2 separate regions of the Homo sapiens genome follow, and region 2 is linked to region 1. Evidence: chromatin contacts called from ENCODE Hi-C or POLR2A ChIA-PET data. All regions are on one chromosome and are shown on one strand. Each heading gives the region's core, a stretch centred on a gene start or an enhancer-like site at or near the end of the contact. The rest is flanking DNA. Distances are from core to core; before and after follow the strand shown.

Region 1 (3,142 bases), core at 419-2,918:
CCTGGGCTTTGTAACTCCCTCCCTTCTCAAATCACCGGCTTACTTAGGAGACAGGCCAATCTGGGCCAGATCCCCTGTGAAACTCACAGCTCCCCTGATCTCTGCCTTGTAACATCATTTTTCAATTGAGTCTTTGGATTAATTACTTAATAGCTGTCTTCTTTTGATGGCAAGCCCCATGAAAGTAGGAACTATGGATCCATAGCATTTAGTATGGAATACAGTGCCATTCATCTAAATATAAGATAAGCCACATAGGTAGTTTATTTATTTTTAATTAAAAAAATTTTTTTTGAGACAAGACTCTCACTCTGTTGTCCAGGCTGGAGTGCAGTGGCGCAATCTTGGCTCACTGCAACCTCTGCCTCCTGTGTTCTAGTGATTCTTATGCCTCAGCCTCCAGAGTAGCCGGGATTGCAGGCACACACTACCAGGCCTGGTTAATTTTTGTATTGTTGGTAGAGATGGGGTTTTGCCATGTTGGCCAGGCCAGTCTCAAACTCCTGACCTCAAGAGATCTGCCCGCCTTGGCCTCCCAAAGTGCTAGTAGTTACAGGCATAATAATTTACAATTTTTTAAACAGCCACCTTAAAAAACAGAAAGAAACAGAAACAGAAAGGTACAGGCATGTGGTACCTCATGCCTGTAACCCCAGTGCTTTGGGAGGCTGAGGCGGGAGGATCGCTTGAGCCTACGAGTTCAAGGTTGCAGTGAGCTATGATCTCAACACCCCAGCCTGGGTGACACCCTGTCTCTTTAAAATAAAAAAAAAAAGTCAAAAGAAACAGATAAAACTAATTTACTAATTTTAGTAATATATTTTATTTAATCCAATATATCCAAAAACATTTTCATTTCCACGTGTGATCAATACAAAAATGTGAATGTGGTAGTTTACATTATTTTTTGCTCATACTAAGTCTTCAAAATCCAGTGTATATTTTATATTACAGCACATCTCAATTTGGGTCTAAATTTTCATTGGAAATATTTGATCTTTTTTTTTTTTTTTTCTGAGACAAGAATCTTGCCCTGTTGCCCAGGCTGGAGTGCAATAGCGCAATCTCGGCTCACTACAACCTCCGCCTCCTGGGTTCAAGCAATTCTTCTGCCTCAGCCTCCCAAGTAGCTGGGATTACAGGCATAAGCCACCGTGCCCGGCTGGAAATACTTGATCTTATTAGGTTTTATAAAATTTACAAGGAGGCTAAGTTATTCCAAACAGATGTCAAAGTTTTCCAACAGTTAAATGAATCAGTTTTTTAGTTTTAAATTTAAATTAAATAAAGTTGAATAAAATAAAAAATACAATTCCTCAGGCACATCAACTGTGTTTCAACTGTTCAACAGCCTATGTGGCAAGTGGCTACCACATTGGACTGCAAAGACAGAAGTGCTGCTATTTATGGAATGAATGAATGGATAAACCCCAGTTTCACCAAATACCAATTATATAGCTTGAGCCTTGGGGTGGTTTTAAATACCCACAAATTCTTTGCTACTCCTTTCTTCAAAAGAAGGAGCCTAACTCCTCTTCTCTTGAGCATGGGCCAGGCTTAATGACTCACTTCTAAGTAAAGGAATGTGGCTAGGTGACACTGTGTGACTTCCAAGGCAGGGTCACCCAGTGCCTTGTGGCTTCCTCCTTGGAGTCTTTTGGATCACTCATTCTGGGAGAAGCCAGCTGCCAGGGAATGCGGAGCCTTCGACAGCCCTGTGGGAATGTCCCTGTGGAGGAACTGAGGCCTCCAGCCAACAGCCATGTGAGTGCTTTAAGCCACTATATTTTTAGGTAGTTTGTTCTGCAGCAATAGGTGATTAAGTCAAGCCTTATCCATAAAATGGGGTGAAAAACCCTAAAAGGCTTTTGTGAGGTTGAGAGATCATATATATAGATCACTTAGCAGAGCTCCTGGCACACTAAATAATCAATGGCCACTATTACTATGCCCCCTTCTTTTCTTTTCTTTCTTTATTTTTTGAGATAGGGTCTTGCTCTGTCACACAGGCTGGAGTGCAGTGGTGCAAACATAGCTCACTGCAGCCTCAACCTCCCAGGCTCAAGTGATCCACCCACCTCAGCATCCTGAGTAGCTGGGACCACAGATGCACGCCACCACACCCAGCTAATTTTAAAATCTTTTGTAGAGACGGGGTCTTGCTATGTTGCCCAGGCTGGTCTTGAACCCCTGGGTTCAAGCAATCCACCTGTCTCGGCCTCCCAAAGTGCTGGGATTACAGGCATGAGCCACTGCAACCTCTCATTCATTCATTCATCAATTCACCCATTCATCTTAATGCTGACCAAGAGATACGTTGTATGCATCTCATTTGACTTAGGGAAAACAAAGTTAGAAATATAAATTTTATTTTCCAGGCTTCTCCTTTGTCTTCAGTTGTGCTAATCGCATTGGCTTATGGAGACCTACTCATCTATGTGTAGGTTCTAACTGGGACTGCTCTTTTCATCAAAACTTCCTGAATTAGTGGATGCATGAACTAGCAGGTCAATGGTTATTCATTGTGATGAACACGGTGATAAGCCACCTGGATCCGCCTTCAAGGAAGGACTTAGAGTTCAGCTGCTGGGAAGGTGGCTCACAGATGGCATACAGCTGTCAGCCCCCCTCAGGAATTGCCTCTGCTGTCTGCAGCCAGCTCGCACAGGCTGTACCCTTCCCAGTTCAGCCTGTATCCAGTGACTGACCCCTACAGGAATATAAAGACCTGGCCAATTTGGCCCATGGCAGGGACAACTCTGACAGGTCATCTATGCCCATGGGGCTGGCCAAGGTCTTGTGCCCACATCACAGTTCAACTTCTTAAAAATGGAAGAAGAAATATTACGGGGACGATTTGCACAAGCTAAAAATGCCACAAGCAAGAAATCACTTTTATTTTATTTTATTTTTCAACTCAACTTCATCTCCCTCATCTCACTGATGCCCAGTCCTGCTACCGCCTCCTCCTCCTTCTCCTGCTCCTCCTCCTCCTCCTTCTCTTCCTCCCTTTCACAATGTTGATCCCTTGGACCTCAAAGTCTGTCTCAGCTTCTGCTCCAGAGAACCTACCTACCCTAAAACACTGATTGAAAGGAGGCCTCCATTGGGTTTCTCCATCTCTGCACTATTGACTTTCTGG
Region 2 (2,800 bases), core at 111-2,610, 61 kb after region 1:
AGTCTCTCTGTGCCTCAGTTTCCTCATCTGTAAAATGGGAGCAATACTAATAAAGAGTGTAGACCCGTGTCTGGCCTGCAATGTCTGCTACAGAAGCATTCACTGTTAGTGAATTTACATGTATGGACTCAGCTGATCCCCACAGGAGTCTAAGAGGTTGATGCTATTTATTATTATTATTATTATTATTATTATTATTATTATTAAGACAGAGTCTCACTCTGTTGCCCAGGCTGGAGTGCAGTAGTGCAATCTTGGCTCACTGCAACCTCTGCTTCCCGGGTTCTAAGCGATTGTCCTGCCTCAGGCTCCCAAGTAACTGGGATTACCGGTGCGTGCCACCACACCTGGCTAATTTTGTATTTATAGTAGAGATGGGGTTTCACCATGTTGGCCAGGCTAGTCTCGAACCCCTGATCTCAGGTGATCCATCTGCCTCAGCCTCCCAAAGTGCTGGGATTATGGGCGTGAGCCACTGCATCTGGCCAGTGGATGCTATTATTATACCTGTTACCAGGTAGGGAAACCAGGCATATGTTACATTGGGTAATTTAACCTTAGTCATTCAGAGGTGAGGCGTGGATTTGAACCTAAATCCTCCCACAGCTGGGAGGGCCCTCGTGCTACCCCTGGCTCCGAGTCAGTGTTCACTAAATGCAGATGGAATTGCAGAATTGGTTTTGTTTTAGGCCGGGCACAGTGGCTCACGCCTGTAATCCCAGCACTTTGGGAGGCCGAGGCGGGCGGATCAGGAGGTCAGGAGATCGAGACCATCCTGGCTAACATAGTGAAACCCTGTCTCTCCTAAAACTACAAAAAAATTAGCTGGGCGTGTTGGCAGGCACCTGTAGTCCCAGCTACTCGGGAGGCTGAGGCAGGAGAATGGCGTGAACCCGGGAGGTGGAGTTTGCAGTGAGCCAAGATCGCGCTACTGCACTCCAGTGTGGGTGACAGAGCGATACTCCGTCTCAAAAAAAAAACCAAAAAAAAAAAAAAAACAGAATTGGTTTTGTTTCTTTTTACAAATCTACTTTATGCCGGGCACTTTCCTATCGCTTCATTCGCGATAGGAATGTTTATTTTTTTCCATTTTACACATGTGTGTTTTTTTTTTCCATTTTACACATGGGGGTATTTGTTTTTGTGTGTTTGTTTTTTTCCATTTTACACATGGGGGTATTAAGCTCCGCCCTAGGAGAAGCCTTTAGACCAATGCTGCCCAGCCTGGAAGTGGTGAATCGGAGACTGCCCTCCTGACTCGCTTGGATTCCAAACCCCTGGCTCTTTCCAGCCCAGCCCACGCCCCTCCGGAAGCTCTGCCCAGAAACGTGCATGGTTGGCATTGCTGAGCTTGCGAGTCCTGCATGGCCCAAATCCCATGAAAGCTGCCTGCACTGCATTAGAAGTGCAGCAAGGATGGAAGTGAGAGGTAAAATGTACATTTCAGCACAAAAGCTTGGAGAGACTTCATGATGCCCCTAGGGCCGTAGGGATCCTCTCCTCTCTCCCTGCCCCAGGCAGACAAAATAGCTAAACCACCCAGGAAGTGTCCTGACAGAAGATCTGCTCACCCATCATCTCTGTTATCCTGTGCTCTGTGGCCTCTGAACAGGAACCCCCAAAATTCAGATGAGCAAGGAAGGCAAAGGTGTCACTGAGGGCTTGGCAAAGTGCTTGCAGGGATGTCCCGAGAAGGCTTTTTCCTGACAGCCTCCTCAGAAGAATATGTGTGGATTCTTATTGCGAAACCCCCAAAGCTCAGCCCCGCCTTCAGAGACTCCGGGAATGAGCTGTGGGTGGAGGGGTGAGTTTAGCGGTGGCAGCTGATCCTTTCCAGATGCCGGGCTCCAGGCCTTGCGGGCAGCCAGGCTGGTCAGTGGCTCCTTGTCACATGCGTGCCACCAGAGGCAGAGGGACAGGGGAAAGGGGCAAGAGTCTGCTCTGAGCCAGGGACTTCCAGGAAGAGCCTGAATAGTCCTGCCCCAGGCGGCTGGTTCTTTCCTCTTAGTGAGCAGCCATGCACACATGATGATTTGCTTTCCTTTTTTTTTTTAATTAACTTCTTACTTTATGCATTTATTTATTTATTTTTCAGACAGGGTCTTGCTCTGTCGCCCAGGCTGGCACCCAGTGGTGTGATCTCTGCTCACCGCAGCCTTGAATTCCTGAGCTCAAGTCATCCTCCTACCTCAGCCTCCCAAGTAGCTGGGACTATAGGCGCACGCCACCGCAGCCAGATAATTTTTTTTACTTTTTAGTAGAGATGGGGGTCTCGCTATGTTTCCCAGGCTAGTCACAAACCCCTGGCCTTAAGCGATCCTCCCATTTTGGCCTCCCAAAGCACTGGGATTACAAGTGTAAGCCGCTGTGCCCAACCCAATTTACTTTTTATTGAAATATAATTTCAGACTTAGGAAAAAGTTGCAAGAACAATACAAAGAATTCCCATGTACCTGTCACCCAGATTTCCCAAATGTTACCACATTACCACTTTGCTGTATCCTTCCCCCACCCCCCACCCCTGTCTCTGTAGATACAGCTATAAAGAGGAGAAAAATGCTTGTTTTCTCAGACATCACACCTCTGTGAAATACTTCACTCTGAATTTCCTAAAAACAAGCAACATTGTCTTACAAAACCACAATACAATGATCAAACGTAGGGAATGAACACTGACACAGCGTTATTGTCTCATCTGAAAACTTTCTCCAGGTCTCCCCATTTGTACTGATGATGTCCTTTGTCACCAAAGGAAGCTCCAGATGTCATATGGCATTTCGTTGTCCTCTCTTTTGCTTTC

What was found. A loop is a pair of places that touch in the nucleus more often than their neighbours do. ChIA-PET counts read pairs that join two places held with the same protein, here RNA polymerase II (POLR2A). Pooled maps may share reads with other maps.
Region 2: a loop to region 1 is called in a map of PC-9, with 5 times the contacts of the local background. The contact joins two enhancer-like sites. A Hi-C loop is called at or near these places in 7 of 168 maps with a recorded cell type or tissue (CD14-positive monocyte, Caco-2, Calu3 and 4 more) and 5 of 50 pooled maps. POLR2A ChIA-PET finds 5 or more read pairs at or near these places in 14 of 52 experiments (A673, BJ, H1 and 9 more).

The regions. Positions count from the first base shown.
Region 1 is chr12:116,493,942-116,497,083 of GRCh38, reverse strand. No RefSeq gene overlaps it. Among named protein-coding and RNA genes, the nearest start is that of LINC02457, 20 kb to the left of the region's middle. RefSeq lists an enhancer at 1-288. Within about 2 kb of position 1,668, at least 5 of the 41 ENCODE cell types and tissues checked have a DNase peak (open chromatin) inside an H3K27ac peak, as active enhancers do; they include HCT116 and PC-9, where a contact is called at or near this core.
Region 2 is chr12:116,433,396-116,436,195 of GRCh38, reverse strand. No RefSeq gene overlaps it. Among named protein-coding and RNA genes, the nearest start is that of MIR4472-2, 6.5 kb to the right of the region's middle. Within about 2 kb of position 1,360, at least 23 of the 41 ENCODE cell types and tissues checked have a DNase peak (open chromatin) inside an H3K27ac peak, as active enhancers do; they include HCT116 and PC-9, where a contact is called at or near this core.